Linked DNA regions of Homo sapiens: region 1 is linked to region 2. The links are chromatin contacts, found by Hi-C or POLR2A ChIA-PET in ENCODE. All regions are on one chromosome and are shown on one strand. The core of a region is the stretch at or near the end of the contact, and the rest is flanking DNA. Distances in the headings are between cores, read along the strand shown. Region 1 overlaps PTPRC (protein tyrosine phosphatase receptor type C). Region 2 overlaps NEK7 (NIMA related kinase 7).

Region 1 (4,583 bases), core at 1,796-4,295, 460 kb before region 2:
TTTCAGTCCACTGATATATTTCCTGAGATAAAAGTTGCCCTTAGTATTCATGAATCTGTAGTTCATTCTTAGTAATTTTAACATGAAAAATTGATGTGTTTAAATTTTCACTTTAATATTCATGTTTTCTATAAAATATTGTAAAATTCTAAGATATTATGGTTATACATATTTATTACTATTATTACATATTAATGTGAATTTTGAGAAACTTTCCTTTGCATGATTTTCTCAAATTACAAAATATATTATTCTCTTATAAAGGACAGCAGGTTTAAAATGGAGCAAGGAGCATTGGAAATATATTTAAGGGGAGGGAGGGGCCAAATTTGGTTGTTAAATACCATATTTTATTGATTAAAGAGTTTGGCAGATTAATTGCTACAATTGTAAAATAGGACAACAGATAAAAAGAGAAAATATATAGTTGTCTTTTCTTCACTAAAAAAACTAGTACTTGTAATCTGTGTATATAAATTTTTCGTGTACCATATAATCCCTAATTTTAAATCTCCTTTCATTATAAAGTGAGAGAATGAAATCTTAGCTATCACATTGTTGTTTCAATCCACTAGCTAATTTTTTTAAATCAGAAGAAAATAAGCTGTCATTTATTTATTTATTTTACTCAAAAAGAATTTTAATCTGACCCATGTGCCACTGTTATTGTTAACCTCTAGACATTTTAACAGCATTTTGATGGACCTTAAATCAATTAACACTATAAAGGAAAACATCTGTGGCTCTAATACATTTTAGAGTTACTCTTAATATTTTTTTGTAAGGATTTTAAAATGCATTTAATTAAATAAAGCCACTGAAAATTCCATAATTCACAGTGTGTTAAAATACCAGATATTAAAATCACGTCAATTTTATTAACAAACATGAGGCATGCATATCTGTAAGAGGGAGTTATTAGAAAAGCCAGCGGAAGGAAATGTTTTCTTGCCATCAAATCCAGATGTTCAGTTCATAAAATGGAGGCCTAGAAAAAAGGCAAGTTATGGCACTGAATAACATTAAGAAGCGTTACCTCTGATAAAATTCATGGACAAAATAGATCTTTAAATAAATAATGCTTTACTTTTGTCTTAAAGTAGTATTTTCTACTTTACATGTGGAATAGAATAATGGGTGAATTAAAATAAAAGGCACATAATTTCCTTTTCCACAAACACCTTTATGTAAATATTCATATGTTTTAAAATGTAAAGAATACTCTTTAGCAAAAAGATGATCCATGGGAAGTATTTTCTTCCAGACACTGACAAAACTTAAACTGGAGCGAAGATTCCACAAAAATCATGGCTCTATGGATGGCAAGGATTATTTTTTCTTTTCCTTGATCTGTTGCTCTTTAGCAAATACAGATGTTTATAGAATAGATTAATTACAGAATAGGAGTTCATGTTGACAGTGGTTGAACATTCTGTATTTCAGTATTTCAATTTGTAAAATAATTTGTGAATCATTTCTTGTTTTTTTAATCAAGATTTCAACTTTTATTCCAATTCTTAAAGTGAAAAACCAAATGAGAAACTAATCATAGTAGTGGTAACAAAATTTCTATACTCCTTTATCGTTTTTCAAATGCTTAAACAGTATAACAATTCCTCATATTATTTTGTTTTGTTACACTTAATGAAGTGATTTTACATTCATTTTCTATAACCACCTTATACGTAGACATGTAAACTAAATTAAAATTTAGTTTAAGAGAAAGCATTTTATTAAGGCTAACAAAAAAGTCCTTTGGATGCTTTGAGCATAACACATTTGTTCTTGAAAAGTGACTAATTAAGATAGATGGGAAGATATGTACAGTTAAATTGATATTAATAGAAAATACCTTTACAGTGTTCCTGAAAAATGGAATGTGACAAAACTGGCACAAATTTTACATTTGACAACTAAAGGTATTTTTATTATTCTTATTTTCTTGCCTTTGAAGTACTTCTTATATTGTATCTGACTCGTTCTACTTCCAGAATTTTGAGGTTCCACTTGCCTTTGATCTTTCAGTAGCCATTCCCAATAGTTCTTTCATCCACACCATCGAGCCGCCCTTGACATAACACCATCTTTTATTCTTAGAAAAGGGAAAATCTTTTATTTCAAAGGCTTTGGTGATTTTCCCTCATGGGTCACCCTGAAAGTATTTTTCATCTTCCTATGGGTGAGAACCTCTTATTCCTTGAGCCTCTGGATGGACTCCTGGGTTCCCTCTCTTCTAAAGTTACCATTCAGCAAGGAGGAATCACAGCTATTCACATTTCAATGATGCTGATTCCTCTTTTACCTAGATGGAATGCTATTTCTTTCATTTACACTTTATCCTTGAAACAATGACCAAAAAAAAAAAAGGGTAATATTTGTTTACGTAATTGGATTAACATCTGAAAATGGATTACTTAGGTTTGCTAGGCTTTTATTATCTTTTATTGGATAGGTATTTAAATATCTCTCTGGTGCTTACACACAACTAGATTATTCAGCATTGGGAGTAAATTATGCTTTCTGATTTCACAAATGATAGTGCCTACATGCACGATTATCTGCTTCTCACACACTAATACAGTGTTTGTGTTATATGGGAGAGATTTCTCTCAATCTCTTCCCCCTTCCCCTCCTCTCCCTCCCTCCCTTTCTAGTTCTCTCCTAGTCTTTTAAATAAGGATTAAGCAGATGTGCTTAAACTGCGGCTTTATATCTACATGAAAATTAAGCAGCGACAGGAAGAGAAAGCTGCACAGCTTTCTCCTGTACTGAGATTTTTCAATACATTCTCACTATTGAGATCACAGTAAACTGCCAAAACACCTGATGCGCCCTTTTTTCAACTTAAGCAAAATATCATAATACAAAATAAATACCGATAGATCATATTTAAGTTACTTACTCTTTTGTTTTAACCATAATTCTGTTTTCCCTATTAAGACTAGTGACCAAGGATTGTACATTCGTTGAATAATCTGTAGAACTAGAAGCAATGTAGAAACAAATCTGAGGCTGAATAGCCTGGTGTGCATTGAAGCATCATATGGAGTGCCAGGCACACGAGACACTCAATGTTACTTCCCTTTCCTGACCCCTTCTTTCTCAACCTTAGTACTGTATTTAAAATTAGAACAAGGAAAATTAAATTGAACTATTCCCTTTTAGGATATGACAACCAGTAAATTTTATGATAATATCAGGAAACACAAATTAACAAATTTGCTTATGTTAAAGACAAGTATAAGCTAGACTATACAATGACATGAGCTTGTTAAATGAGATAACATTTATAAAATGTTAACAGAAGTGCCTGGCACAGAGTAAGCACTATTTTTTATTAGCTTTTTCTTATTAGCTAACCACCAGTAAGTACAAAATTAAGTAGCTCTAAAAAAAAGTTTTAAGGAAACCTGCCAAGCCTGAGATCAAAATTACACACAGAGATATACACACACTGACAAAAGGATTTATATCTATTTATGTGCAGTTTAATTTTCACGATATTAGATTCTACCTAATATCTGCCACATTGATAACAACTACTTTTTAAATTTCTCAAAGAAATGGAAGGTTTAATTTCAGTTTAAAAATAAACCAGTTATTTAACCAATACACACACACACACACACACACACACACACAATCCCAATCTGTTCAAGTATTGTCTTAAACAATATTTTAAAATATGTATCAAAACAAAACATAAGCTACAAAATGGTTCAACAGAGCATTACCTTTGCATGAAATTTTCAGTTAAATTTCTAATTCTTTAGTCTCTCAATATATTCTGTAGTTTTTATTAAAACAAATTATGTTAAGATGTACCTCTTTCTTTTTCTAATTGTTAAGCTAGCAAGGGATATATTAGGTAAAGACATCTAATTCTTCCAAATATTATAAATTCCTTAATATTACTTTTGTAACAATATTAAAGTTAATAGAGATATTTACCAATTGCATGTTCACAACCAACCTTTCTAGGGGAGACATAAATTCAGATTTTTATGTGGAATTTACTGAATTCTCACTATAATGCCAACCCTTTTCAACATTCAAAGCAAAGTATAGTTCTACTTTTTTTCACTGGCTACCTCTTCTCACTATCTTTTCCTAGCTCCTCCTTGTGTCTCTTCCAAATATGAAGTTTCCCAAGGCTCAGAAACCAGTCATCTGCTACTCTCTACATGTTTATTTACACTGTCACATGCAGTCCCTTAGCTTTAAGCTCCATCTGAATGCAATGACTCCTATGTTTATGTCTCCAGTTGAGACCTACTGAATGGGCCTCAGCCTCTTATCTCCAACGGATTTCTTGACCTCTCTACCACCTAATGAAAATCAGACATCAATAACAGCCCAAACATAACTCTGGATTTCTGACCCCCTAATTTGGCTCTTTCCCATCCCAGTGCTCATGGGGAAAAAAAGTCATTCTCTAAAATGTCTTTGTCTTTTCCATGCAGCCACTTCTCTTAATTCTATGTCAGTCTTTCCTTTCTTTCCACCTGCACTGCCAACACTTGGTCCAGATCACCATCCCCTTTCTCCATCCTCCCATTCAGTCTCCTCATAACTGCTTCCAG
Region 2 (4,453 bases), core at 726-3,225:
GATAAGTTTTCATAGCGGATTTTGATGGCAACTCTGATAGTGTTAGGGAGATAAAATGGGGTAATTTTTATACATCTTCAAGAACAGAAAACTTAATGTGGCAGTAATATTTTCATTAAAATACTTCTGTTTCATGTGTTTCAAATAAAATGCAAGCATTTTTCAAAATAAAATTACTCAAAGTATAGGAAAGAATTATTCAAGATGTTGCATTCTTAACATTTGCCTATATGGCAATACAAATTAAATAATTAAGTAGCCACAAAATAATGACCCTCCTCTCTTTTTAAAAATATCATTGAAACCTGGAGATAAGTTTAACTTTTTAATCAATTAATACACAAATTCTTTATTCACATCCAACAGCTTCTTGCGATTAAATGCTGTTTTGATTCATAATGATTACAATTTATAGGTTTTTAAAGTTTATCACTTGAGCTTGGTAGCTATTCTGAGTTTAATACTAAAAATAAAGCAGCCCCAGAAGGAATGAATAAAATAACTTTAAGCTGTTTGTCCCAAAAGAACAAATACTTTGAAAACATATTCTAAAACATAAAATTTGCCTTCATCTTAAAAGCCCTTAACATTAATCCAAATGTTTAATGAGGCCTGTAAGTGGGTCATGACATATTTGTTCAACCCAGGCCGAAAATTTGTATACAAATTGTTCCTTAGAATTTTCAACCAAAAGTTATATATACCAAAAGAAGGATTAATAATGGAAAGTCTGACCTAACACTAGCCTGACTACTATGATCTTCTACTTAGTAGTATCCTACTGCTTACTGTTCATACCACTCAGAGTTAGAACGAATCTTTAGTTCTTTTAACTCGAAAGATGCAAATAAATATGAACTTTTTCTCTCAATTGTGCTTTAAATATAACTTATCTAATTGTAAGATGTCAGTTCATACAACTAGGGACTTACGACATGAAAATTAAACAAAAATAACAACGTTTTTAAAAAATCCTTTCAAATAGCATTCTTTTCCACTTTCTTTTCCTATATGACACTAATACCAGTAAAATCTTAATTCAGACTTATATTCAAAATACGTAACATGCCACACATAAACTGAACTAAATTTTAACACCAATGTATTTCCTAGGCAAACTGTTAACTTAGGATTTTGAAGTTTCAAGAGAGTAACAATTTTATTGAAATATTCAGATATGTAAATATTATCCATAACCTACAAATCATCACTTTCTACTCATTCAAGCGCACTTGATTTAGGATAGTAAAAGAAAACAGATGAGGTTCAATGCCTGGTTGCACAACTTTCACATATAATCTGCCACGTGCCACTTACCCTCTGTGAGCATCAGTTTTCTTTTCTGCAAAATGGAGATGATCAACTTTCCTGGCCTACTTCACCAAGTAGGATGACTTCGCGACATAAATTATACAAGTGTTTTATTAACTCTGAAAGCAGAACTCAGATATAGTATTACTATACTATTTCATGCACATTATTTGAAAAATACCTATTCTTATAATATTTTAGGTGTTTCATATTGATAATAATATATCAGGAGAGCCAAGTGTTTGCAGCACAGCCTCAAGAAGCAGACAAAACTACAAGGTCTAAGTATCTTCTGTCCCTGAGCCCTTTCTATGTAGCTAGTGGCACGGGTCAAAGTAACTACAGGGACTTCAGTACAACTGCTTACTCCCTGCCAATGGTGTCAGGCTTCCCTGCTAGCTGCTACAAAAAGTACTGAGCCCTTAGTTCTGGGCTCCTCAGCTGCCACACAACTCATGCAAGCATAACCACCATGAAGGGCCATCACTTCTCTCCACTGAACTTATAGGCAAGAAAACTGGTACTACTATGCTGATACTCCTGCTGTTTGCTGTGCTTTAAAAAACTGCCTTGCTTTCATCACTAAGTCTTATCTACTTTTATCACCTATGAAGTTGTGGTAAGCTAATCAGCTTACTTAGTCATTTCCTCTAAAACTGTGTTACCCCTTGCATTCTCTATGAAATCCAGGTTCTCACCTAAACAAAACAACAACAAAAAAAGGTAGAGCGAGCAGTGTGCTGAGATAGACAACGACTTTTTGGAAAGCCAAAAGGCAATGTCACTATGACTATTAAAACAAGGATTCCCTAAGCAAACACAGATGGGATCAGCACCCAAAAAATTGGCACCAGAAATTGTGCTATGGGAGCCCTGAAGCAGGTAGCTGGTTGAAAGCAAAGCAGTCTGATTAAAACCAGAAGTGCCTCTATAGAGCCAGATTCCTCCATGGAAATCAATCCCCCTCTACTAGCGGAACTAAGAAGCTGAGTGGCAACCTTAGAATAAATTACTCCTTCATTGCCTCCATTACATAACCTTGTACCTTTGTACCCTAATTTGCTATCCTTTAAAGATAAAGGGACCAGAGATGCAGCCAAAGTCTTTCTACCCACGGGAAAGACTTCAGGAAGAAAGGTCAAGGTGGGCAATCCAAACTTGTATGGTTCTTTTAGATACTGACACTAACGAGAGCTGGCAGCCTACAGTGGATTCTCACCAACTGAATTCAGTTGTTGTCCCTGTTGCTCTGGGTGTTCCAGACATTGTGACCATGACTGAATCAACTGCACAAACTAATGACACCTGGTATGCCATCTTGGATATTGCTACTGTCTCTTTCTCAATCCCTTGGGTACCAGAAAATTAAGATCAGTTTATCTCCAGGTTCCAAAACAGATTTACTGAGCAGCCACGGGAGTATCTGAATTCTCCTGCTGTTTGCATCAATGCTGAGATGTGGAACAAGCCTTTCTCCCTTGGCAATGGCTTTGGAAGAGATGCTGACTCACATGAGGGCCCAGGGGTGGTTCATTAATCCTGATGAGATATAGGGACTAGCCATCGGAGTCAAATTCTCAGGAGCAATGCTGACTGCCCTGAGACAATAAAGGAAAAATTACTTACCCTGCAGTCCCCACCTACCAAAAGGGAAGCCTGGCACATAATTGGACTGTTTAGATATTGAAGACAACATGTGCCTCATCTAGGCTAAACTACCCAGAGGACATGCAGGCTTCTCATTCCACATAGCAGTGCAAGTACTTTTCCCTGACAGTGGAATTCATGCCACAGAGCAAATGGTCAGAAATCTATCCTTAACTTTAGTTACCACAGGCAATGGGGCTGTGCAAACTCTGGAATATCAGCAGGTCAGCTTAAAATTCCTTTGTACAAGTCATAATGCATAACATACTGGCCTAAACTACATGCTGGCTGACCAAGATATGTATGAATTAATACCACTGCTCAGATGGAACAATCCATACTTCCCATAAGGAAGGGAGCTAAATGATTATCTGAAATAATATCTACTAGTACTGTCTGGGACTTTACTTAATTTGTTGAGTCCAGAATCCTAGGGTACATGGTTGAGGTGAATACTGCAGGTTGGCCTCATTCTGTTGATAATTGTCCTCATCAAGTGTTGTATGAGATAAACTGGATGAATTTTTCCTCAGCACCTGACAGCATATCTAATCTGAATTGCTGATGGGGTGGTATACTCATATGAAAATTTGAGTTCAACCAAGAATGTGTATGGGCAAAGGTTGGACTGTCAGGAAAGACTGTCTGTCATGGGGCCCACACATCCTTGTACATCCTTACCAAGTATGCCAAACAACAAATGCACCAGCCATCCTGTATCTTTGAGCTACTTCTGTAGCTAGTTATGTAGGCAATCCAGTAGGTCAAAGAACTGCAAAGCAGGTCTCAGCATTCCTTGCCAGCCTGTATGATAACTGGCAAATAACAATACAAAACAAAACAAAACAAAACAAAAACTTGCTCTTTTGCTCTTTACACAATATCCTGGCCTTTGAAACTTTTAAAGGAAATTCTAAAGGTAAAGGGAAGTTTAATAAATCTAAATATTTAATGGTTTCAATATTATAGTTTGCCATACATCACATACAACCGATATGCCTTAACATCACTTGAATTCATTGCTAAACAGAAAATAAGTAAGCAGAAATATTTCAGTAGCTAAAGAAATAATTTCAAATACATCCTTTCACAAGTAAAAATAATTTCTGTTGATCATTTTACTGTTCTAAACATATTTGCCATAAGTTAAGTAACATGACCATTAGAAAGGTGATCTGCTAACATAAATCTTCCAGCTAGTCAAGGGCTGCAGCATAGCTCCTTCGAGATAAGATTATCTTCTAGATCCAAGACTATGTGTATGAGTTTTAGCAAAAAAAGATGATTTATAGATTTTCATTTTCACTTTTAATATTTCAGAACGTGCCTACTGGTACAGCCTGATGAAACTGAAATAAAAATGACAACTAATCTGGAAGACAACCAGCAACCAATCACCAATCAAACTGAACAAATAATGCCTTCTCTGCCCCATTTCCTCTTCTGTCAATTTTAATAAAATCATAGTTCTCAGTACTCCTTGCCATCCTGGTAC

The links. A loop is a pair of places that touch in the nucleus more often than their neighbours do. ChIA-PET counts read pairs that join two places held with the same protein, here RNA polymerase II (POLR2A). Pooled maps may share reads with other maps.
Region 1: a pooled map shows a loop between it and region 2 (1.9-fold over the local background). The contact joins two enhancer-like sites. A Hi-C loop is called at or near these places in 2 of 37 single-sample maps with no recorded cell type and 1 of 50 pooled maps. POLR2A ChIA-PET finds 5 or more read pairs at or near these places in 3 of 52 experiments (BJ, CD8-positive, alpha-beta T cell and GM12878).

The regions. Positions count from the first base shown.
Region 1 is chr1:198,650,352-198,654,934 of GRCh38, reverse strand. The region is part of intron 2 of PTPRC (protein tyrosine phosphatase receptor type C); the gene reads right to left. Among named protein-coding and RNA genes, the nearest start is that of PTPRC, 14 kb to the right of the region's middle. Within about 2 kb of position 3,045, at least 6 of the 41 ENCODE cell types and tissues checked have a DNase peak (open chromatin) inside an H3K27ac peak, as active enhancers do; they include CD8-positive, alpha-beta T cell, where a contact is called at or near this core.
Region 2 is chr1:198,185,758-198,190,210 of GRCh38, reverse strand. All of the region lies in intron 1 of NEK7 (NIMA related kinase 7), which reads right to left. Among named protein-coding and RNA genes, the nearest start is that of NEK7, 31 kb to the right of the region's middle. Within about 2 kb of position 1,975, at least 3 of the 41 ENCODE cell types and tissues checked have a DNase peak (open chromatin) inside an H3K27ac peak, as active enhancers do; they include CD8-positive, alpha-beta T cell, where a contact is called at or near this core.